2 separate regions of the Homo sapiens genome follow, and region 2 is linked to region 1. A link is an interaction called in ENCODE POLR2A ChIA-PET data of the cell type or tissue named here. Cell type or tissue: GM12878. All regions are shown on one strand. Links, peaks and the distances in the headings refer to the core of each region. The heading gives the core; the rest is flanking DNA. Region 1 overlaps FAM53B (family with sequence similarity 53 member B). Region 2 overlaps ZRANB1 (zinc finger RANBP2-type containing 1).

The links. Peaks named below come from ENCODE experiments on the same cell type or tissue, not always from the same donor. Only the 100,000 strongest peaks of a DNase experiment are listed, where the experiment ranks them.
Region 2: POLR2A ChIA-PET joins it to region 1 with 8 read pairs; 2 of 35 experiments call an interaction of 5 or more read pairs at or near these places.

What each region holds. Positions count from the first base shown.
Region 1 is chr10:124,694,297-124,698,806 of GRCh38, forward strand. FAM53B (family with sequence similarity 53 member B) reads right to left here. Exons shown (of 5, transcript NM_014661.4): 3 at 1,862-1,916. Among named protein-coding and RNA genes, the nearest start is that of FAM53B-AS1, 7.5 kb to the right of the region's middle. RefSeq lists enhancers at 2,219-2,398, 2,409-2,658. In GM12878, for the core only: no CTCF peak of the experiment used is centred there; a DNase peak (open chromatin) is centred at 2,525; H3K4me3 peaks cover 1,271 bases; H3K27ac peaks cover 2,776 bases.
Region 2 is chr10:124,968,331-124,972,599 of GRCh38, forward strand. ZRANB1 (zinc finger RANBP2-type containing 1) reads left to right here. Exons shown (of 9, transcript NM_017580.3): 3 at 3,635-3,788. Among named protein-coding and RNA genes, the nearest start is that of ZRANB1, 28 kb to the left of the region's middle. RefSeq lists enhancers at 2,222-2,401, 2,492-2,591. In GM12878, for the core only: no CTCF peak of the experiment used is centred there; DNase peaks (open chromatin) are centred at 2,131, 2,531 and 3,181; H3K4me3 peaks cover 1,061 bases; H3K27ac peaks cover 2,395 bases.

The sequences.
Region 1 (4,510 bases), core at 300-4,299:
AACCATGGCCTCCCCGGTAGAAAGCAGGTTGCTGGGCTCTGCAGCCTCCGATAGACTCTCCTGGGCCATCTGGACTTTTTCCCACACACCTCCCTTCTCCGGGGCCTCTGCCTTGGTCTCTGGGCCTCAAGACCTGGCCCTACAAGGGCGACTCTCTCTGTCATCACAAACCCACCAGACTTCCACCTTATTATAACTTACACAGTGCAAAGACTAGAAATCCTTGAAATAAAGACCAACATCTCCACAACCCAGTTTACTGGTCTGGCCCGGTTGACAGCTAAAGCCTAGGCAGGGTTGAGGGGCTGGGCATGCCGGGGCCTCTCTCTTTCCCAGCATGACGCAGGAAGGAAGCGCAAAGGTGAGGTTGTCCCAGGAAGCAGGCGAGGAGGCAGGCTTCTGAGCTATGTGTCTGGGGCCCTGAGGGTTTGCTGAAAGCTGTAAACCACCGGGGAGGTATTCAATCCTGTGGGGACGGGCCTCCCAAGTATGTCACATGGAAAACCAGGGCCAGCTGATCTCCCTGTCTCCATCTTCTTCAGTGGCAGCATCAAGAGCACCGCCAGGTGTCCCAGAGCCATGGCAGGTGGTTGAGAAGAAAACAGTCTCCCTTCGTCACCCACCTGAGTCCAACTCCGCTTACTGAGGGACCTTGCAGAGGGCCACCTCACTAGACCTCAGTTCTCCCGTATGTGAATGATGCCACTGGCAGAGCCAGCGGGGCCCAGCATGTAAGGAGCCTGGCACAGTGCTCAATCTGACACATCACCTCATCTATGGCAACTGTATCTGAAGAAGAAAAACAAAACACCGCACATGGAGGGAGGACCGAGAAGGAAAGGCAAGGGAGACTCTGAGGTCTGACCAAAGTAACCTTTGAATCTGAAAGCCCACAGTCATCATCATCTATCATCTGAGAGTGGTTTCTGAGTCCACGCAGACGTTACAGAAACTCATCCGGCAAGACGTCCCCAAAGGTGGGCAAGGAGAGCCACAGAGAGACACTGAGAGGTCAAACAATGCCCAATCATCTGAAGCATCAAGTAATCAATGGTCATCTTTTTTACCGCCTATAAAAAACAGTAATTCACACTTGCACAGAAACAGAAGATCAAGGCAATCTTCTCTGGAAGGCATGTCAGCAAAATGAATCAAGAGCCTTAAAAATGTCCCTGCCCTCCAGCCTGTCTATTCCACTCCTGGAAACTATCCTAGCAAATCATCACAAAGGCAGACAAAGAATTAGGCACTTACCTAGCCACTGTTCATCACAACAGCAAATAAAACAGCCTCTTGACCCAACAGCCTAGATGTAGTTACATCACTAAAGACATTCTGATACATTTACCACCCAATGCGGTACTGTAGACCATTAAAATGCATGGAATGAACAATTTTAATGCTGTGGGAAGATGATGGTAACTACTCCAAGTGAAAAAAGCAAACAAATATAGTTTTACATAATTATATGTTCATCGTGGAATGGGCTATATAAAAAATGCTAAGAACATAAACATACACAAAAATATCAACAGTAACTCTCCCTGGGCATTGGGGCTACGAGAGATTTTTATTGCATACTTTACACTATTGTGCATTTTCTGAATGAAAAAAATCAACATGAATTACTTTAATCATCAGACAGAAATTCTCAATGTTGGAGTTGTAAACCACACACCAGTGCCTGTCCCTTCACTCAGGCACCGTAGGGGACCAAAATAGTTAAAACACACAGAAGAGTCCCGGGGCTGCTCTTTTTGAACTTGTGTCCAGAAAGTGCTTTGAGTGTCTCACCTGGAGGACTCAGACCCTGGCTGGAAGGACTAGGAGGACAGCTTCCAGGATGGCCTTGAGTACTTACCCATAATTCCACAAGAGAAAAGTGTAGGTCCTTGACTCATCTTCTTTGGCGTGTGCTGAAAACAACCAGAAAAGCTATTCACTCTTCAAATCATAGGAAGCATGTTTGCACTGACTCTACTGATCCCTTCTAAAGTCACAATAAAAGGGTGACTGTCCTTTGCCAATGTCAGATCAGGGAAAGGAGGAAAAGGTATTCAAAGAGAAAACATCTGCACAAAATTAGGCCCAGATTTTTTGTCCCAAGTCTCTAGTGAGTTATGGAGTCCATCGAGTTAATGGGCTTTGAAAACACACAGAAAGCCCCACGACTTCTGACACGAGGGGATTTTTCCACATAAGTGATGTGGAGGCGGCCCGGGGGCAGGATGGATGGTAAACAGTGGAACAAGCTTCCCTGAGCTGGGCTGAGAAGAGACCAAGAGAGGAGGGGACCTCCCTGGGGACACGAAGAACCTCAAGTAGGGAGCAGAGGGCCCCAGGTCCGACTCCGAGACCCCTCCCTTCCAGATCCAGGGAGAACAGCTCTCCCGCTCTGGTGAGAAGCATGGGGAGAGCTCGGAAGGGCTGGCGTCTGCTCTGCAGACTGTTTTGTGGCTACATCGAGTCCCCTTGAGGCATTTTCTCTGAACTGAAACAGAAACTCAAGGGTTATATTTGGTCTCAACATAACAGCTATGGCTTTTGAACTCCTTGGCCCTGTATTTCCACAATGGTTTCCCTTTCCACTGCAAACATTCTACAGCTTCCCTGATGCCCCCCGCCTACCCTCAACTGAATGCTATGGCCACCAGGCAGAATAGGCCAACGAGGCCTAGAAGAACCCCAAATCCAGGGCACTTGCTCCATGGCTACACAGTAAGCTGGGTGTGGAATATTCTGGGGGTTCCTCATGCTAGGTGATACCCAGGTCAAGAGGCTCGCTCGGTCCTCTCATGAGCAGAGACTACCCAGCCAGAGCCCCAGGAAGGAGCTCTGCCTCAAGTGCTCCAAGGCTTCCTCACTCACTCGCCCACTCGCTCAGTGGGCACGGGCTGGTGATTCTTCCTAGGCGGGCTGTGCTGGGGGTTGATCATGCAATGATGAAAGGAGCTCTTAGCCCCAGAGAAATGAGCCTGTCACAGAAGGCTCTGACTTCTAAAAGGAACCCTGAACACTCCCCATATCAAAATGACACAAACAGACAAGACTTCCAGGCTGGTAAGTGGACAAGGGCCCAGGTTCTGGCTCTTTAAGGCCTGGCAGGAGGATGGGGCTGACTAGGAACGCCTGGCCCCTCCAGGTAAGAAGGCGGCAAGCACCTGGCACCAGCTCCCTCACTTCATCCCCATCCACCCAATCCAGGGACCTCTGCACAAGGTCAACGCCGTGTTCATCCCACGGGGTTACTAAGGGTCCATGCTGACCAACCTGGGGACACAGAGGTGAAGGAGGGCTCACTCTTCATGGAAGACGGTCACAGACAAACCACAGGGAGATCAGGGCTGGAGGGGATGTCCAGGGCAAGTGTGCTGGGATGAGGGTGGAGGTCGGGGCAGCCTCCTGGGGGGGATGCTTAGACACTTGATGAGGACCACAGGAGCTTCTAGGGCGGAAGGGGAACGGGGCAGTCCTCCTACAGGTTGCCCTCCTCAGTTTAAAATGATCCTAACAGTATCATCAGGCTCAGTCACCCTCCTGGATTCCACAGTGATGTAACCATCCCCTCTACCGCCATCTGTGGAAATATCTGGGAAGAATTCAAAATGGCTGCACCTGCTTCCTCCCATCCCCCAACACAATCCCAGCTGAGAGGTGCAGCTGAGAACACACCGAAGTCATCCAATGGCAAGTGGATGACAAGCGCATGAGAGCACTGCTGCTGGGGCTGCACTGCCTGCACAGCTGAGAGCTCAGCCTGTGGACGCCAGGCAGGCGCCCAGTTTGCAGGCTCAGAGAGGGAAGTCAGGCCAGGGTCTTGCTTGCCAAGGAAGGCAGCTCCCAGCACTAAGGGAACACCTGGGCACAAGGAAATTACCCCCTGGGGAACCCCGGCCCCCAGCCCGTGCCTGCCAGGTGGGAGAAGGTAACCCAGGGTGGGAGGCCAGAGAGGCCACACCAGGATGGGGGCTGGGGAGAGCAGAATTGAACAGGAACACTGAAGCACCCCGCGTGCTTCACTGGCATGCATGCAGGAGGGCTTGGGGCTTTCCACACCAAAGCAGGAAGCCACGTAGTGAGCCGCCCCTGCCTGGCCAGCAGAACAGTGCTTGCTGGCCGCCTCTCACCAAGCTGGCATGTTCTAGACCAAGGGGGACCTCAGGGCCCTCCTGACCCAGGCCTTCGCAAGGAACACTGCCAGAGATGCTGGGGTCTGTCTGCCCACAGAGGCAGCACTGGGCCAGCACACAGAGCACCCCAGGCACTCGTTCATACATTCACTCAACTTGCTCATTCATTCATTCAATGAGGACTTATCAGCATCTGCAGCAGGTCCCCAGAGTGGCCTGCCATTTCTAACCTGGAAAACTGACTCCTCACCACCCCACCATTGGCCCTGATCCCAGCCACTGCCAGCCCCAGTGAACGCCCCTCCTAACCGCTCTTACAGCCTGTACCCTCGGCCCCCATTCCCCACCCTCCATCCAGAACCCAGAGCCATCTTCTTAAA
Region 2 (4,269 bases), core at 269-4,268, 270 kb after region 1:
TTGGGAACCACTGCAGGGCACTGTATGGGGATTAAAAAATTTGAAGGTTAGATGGAAACATGATTGTAGTAGCTAACCCCTGTGTCCAGTTTGGTAAGATTCCAGTGAAGCCGGGGTGGGGGGCTTGAGAGACTGAAGGCCATGATGAAAACAAAAGGGCAGGCTTATTGAGTATAAGGGAGAAGGGAACTTTTCAGATAGAGGGATCCAGGTTTTGGAACATGAGATAGAAGAATTGGAGTTTTTCTAGTGTCGAAGGCCTGGCTGCATTTGTGTTGTGGTGCCTAGTTGTGTTGTCTATTGTATATTGGAAGGGCTGTCAATGTGGAGTTGTAGTTGCTGGTGGTGACAGGAGCCAGGATAAAGAAGGTGGTTGTGAACTAGGGTGAAAGTCTTAAGGGGCTCCCCTAAAGGTAGGTAGAAGATTATTACAAGGTTTTAGAGGGGCCATTGTGAGTCATTGAGCTCCTGAGACAGTCTGAGGAGTAACAGTGGGATGATGATCGAACATCAGTATATTTATTGCAGTATCACAGATTGTCTGGAAACTTAGCAGCTAAGACAACAAATGTATGTTATCTCACAGAGTTTGTGAGGGTTAGAATCCAGGAGCTGCTTAGCTGAATAGTTTTGGCTCATGATGTCATGAGGTTGCAGTCAAGTGGTCCAGGGCTGTAGTTGTCAAAAGACTCAACTGGGGCTAGAGTATCTGTTCCTAAGCCCACTCAGGTGGCTTTTGGCAGGAGGCTTCAATACTGTGCCATGCAGGCCTGTCTACAGGGATGCTCATGATACAGCAGCTGGTTTTACCCCCAACAAGTGATCCAAGAGAGGCACAGAGTACAAGAGAGTGATCCAGTGTCTTTGAAACCTGCAGTGTCTTTTATAAATTGATTTAGGAAGCAACATACCATTACTTTTGCTGTATTCCGTGGGACGTGTAGAACAACCCTGGAACAGCGTGGGAGAGGTGGAGGGGATTTGTTCCAGGCAAAGAGCAAAATTGGTCATGGATTCAGTCTCCATGGAGTAAATACTCCAAAGGACAGAATTAAAGGGGCCAGTAGGGAGACTGGAAGTGGGGGAGTCTGGACTAAGTCTAGACTAAGGGGGTGTGTTGCAGAGAATGCTCAGCCAAGTTCTTTTGGAATGAGAACAGGAGAACATTAGAGTTGGGGATATGTATGTGGGGCAGGAATTTTCATCGGTTTCTGTGTCATGGACCATGTTGGTAGTTTCATGAAACTTATGGACTCCTTCCCAGAATACTGTTTTTAAATACAAAAAATAAGAAGTAAATGAGATTACAAAGGAAATCAGTTGTATTGAAGTAATAGCTACCAAAATACTAAACTAAATTTGTGATATATAAGAAAATACATTTTAATATAGGTAAAAAGTTGGGGATAATTGATTTAACTTGAATTAAAACCAAATTCCCATTAAAGTACATGGACCATTCCCAAGATCATGGACCCTAAGTTAAGAACTCCCAGCCTACGGAGATGGTTGAGAACCATAAGGTTGAAGGAGGTGAGAAGGTGAGTGGCAGGCTTCAGGGGCACATCCTGCTTAAGGATGGTGGTGGAAGGGGTTGTTTGGGGGCTAAGTTTCTTTTAGAATGTTTGTGGTAGTCAGGGTCCAGTCCAGGTGGTTTTTGGAAAGGTCTTTCCAGGTTTTTGGAAAGGGCCTGAGAGCTAGCTGATGGGAATAAGCTATTTTTGAATTTACTTTGGGGGAGCCATTTTAACTATGTTACTTGAGAAATAGTCAATTATATTCTGAAAATATTTAATATTTGGTTTTCCATGTTTGAGTGTTGACTAATGGTTGGGCTCATGGAGTTAAGATATAGTGAGAATTTTCATGGTTAATGGTAATCTTGGCCAATAAAGTCTAGTTGAACTGAATTTCCACGTAGGAGTTTTTAAATTTTTTATTTTTTTCTTTTCTTTTGAGACAGACTTTCTCTCTGTTGCCCAGGGGAGTGATCATGGCTCACTGCAGCCTTGACCTCCCTGGCTCAAGTGATCCTCTCACCTTTCAGCCTCCCCAGTAGCTGGGACTACTGGTGCATGCCACTAATGCCTAGCTAATATTTTGGGGTTTTTTGTAGAGGCAGAGTTTCATTATGTTGCCCAGGCTGGTCTTGAATTCCTGAGCTCAAATGATCCTCCTGCCTTGGCCTCACACAGTGCTGGGATTACAGGTGTGAGCCACTGCACCAAGCTGCAGTTTCAGAATAGGGAGTCAGGTAACTGTGCTGGGTATGCAGGGTTTTTGAAATATTATTTCTTTAATAGCAATAGCAGTTAGTTGTCTGCATATATGATGTAGATAACATTATCATTAAACCTTACTCTTTGAGAAGAAGAAGAAGGGGCTGGAAGACCTGTTGCTTCACACCCCACTGTGGCTGGAAGGCTACCTTTGGGATAATCGTCCAGGTTGGTGACATCAGGGAACAGGCTCACTGTGGGTTCCCACGGTATTCTCTTTGGGGTTTTTTTTTTTTTTTTTTTTTTTTGGCAGAGTCTCTCTCTGTCACCCTGGCTGGAGTGCAGTGGCGCGTTCTCAGCTCATTTCAACTTCCTCCTCCCGGGTTCAAGTGATTCTCATGCCTCAGCCTTCCAAATAGCTGAGACTACAGCTAATTTTTGTAGTAGTATTTTTAGTAGAGACAGGGTTTCATCATGTTGGCCAGGCTGGTCTCAAACTGCTGAGCCGAAGCAATCCACCCGCCTCGGCCTCCCAGAGTTGGTGGGATCACAGGCGTGAGCCATTGTGCCTGGCCTTGAATTCTGTTTGTTACTCGCAGATGCTCAACTGTGATTTTAGAATTCTGTGTATGTATTTTTATTTAGCTCCACAAACTAGATATGACTGAAATGTGAGGTTAAATTAAATCTTTGCAACATTTGTTGCTATTTAGCATTTTAAAAAGAATAAAAAAATAACAAAAGAAAGTTCTAGCCTTCTTTGGTTTGTTGTTTTCTTGCTTAGAGGCCTGTGCAGTAGTGCTCCCATCTCACTCCTGTCAGGCTGAGCTTCAGAGGTTGGCAGTCTGTGTTTAAACTTGCAGATGCCAAATGCTTTTTTAAAAACTCAAGAGTGGTAACAAATGGAGAGGAAGAAAGGGCTTGAGGTCAGTGGGAACTAACCCTTTAAATACCGTGCTTTTTTTAAGTCCAAGTTAGGGTACTTGAAACTTGTGGTGTGGGAGAAGAGTATTTGCAGTTTCCCTTTATCAGCTGTGATTCTCTGCTTCTAAAGAATGTTTTTATTGTGTGCACGATGGTTAGTCTACTGAGGTTTTCTGTCCTCTCTCCTCTTCCTGTGATGTGTCTATGAACAACACCCTTTTCCATACATTTTTATGTGCATCTTTGAGTATTTCCTTGTGATAAATTCTTAAAGAGAATTACTGAATCAGAGGATAAAACATTTTTGTGACTGTTACTGAAAACTTATTCTGGTATATACTTTCATTGGTAAGGAAATAATACCAGTGTATTTTAAGATTAAAGAAAACCTTGAGTTATTGGGAAATTTTGCTGATTTCTTTTAAATACTGTTGTTTTCTGCTTCCACTTATGATACATGAGATGAGAGGAAGGTTTCTTTTGTATTTAAGGTGTCTCAACAAGCAGCAAAGTGTATTCCAGCAATGGTGTGTCCTGAACTGACAGAACAAATCCGGAGAGAGATAGCTGCCTCTCTTCATCAGAGAAAGGGGGATTTTGCTTGCTATTTTCTGACTGACCTTGTAACATTTACATTGCCAGCAGGTAACTCCAAAATCTAACGTAAAAAGACTTTTTTATTTTATTATAGTTACATTTGTGTATGTAGGTGAAAAATGTTTCTGTTAGAAAGCACATAACATAGCTACTGTATGTGCATCTTAAATTACTTGACTGTCTTATATATGCTGGAAGTGAGCATACAGAGGATTACTTGTTAGGAAATGCGTCTGCTATCTGAGAGGAAGACAGCAGTTGATAGTAACGGATTTCTTTGTGGACCTCAGATTATTTTTTAAAAATCTGTTGTACTCTTTTATTTTTCTCTTTGGTTTTATTTTAGAATATCCTTTAAAAAAATCTCCTTTGAAAAATTTTCCCTTTTCATGCTTGTGTGTTATTTGAAATTAGATAGCTATATTGGTTACCTGGTATTAAGAGATGGGATTAGAACATGAGCTTTTGATGGGTAGAGTCAGGTTATTTGAATTGAACACACTGCATCCTCTTGAATATGTCATTCCTT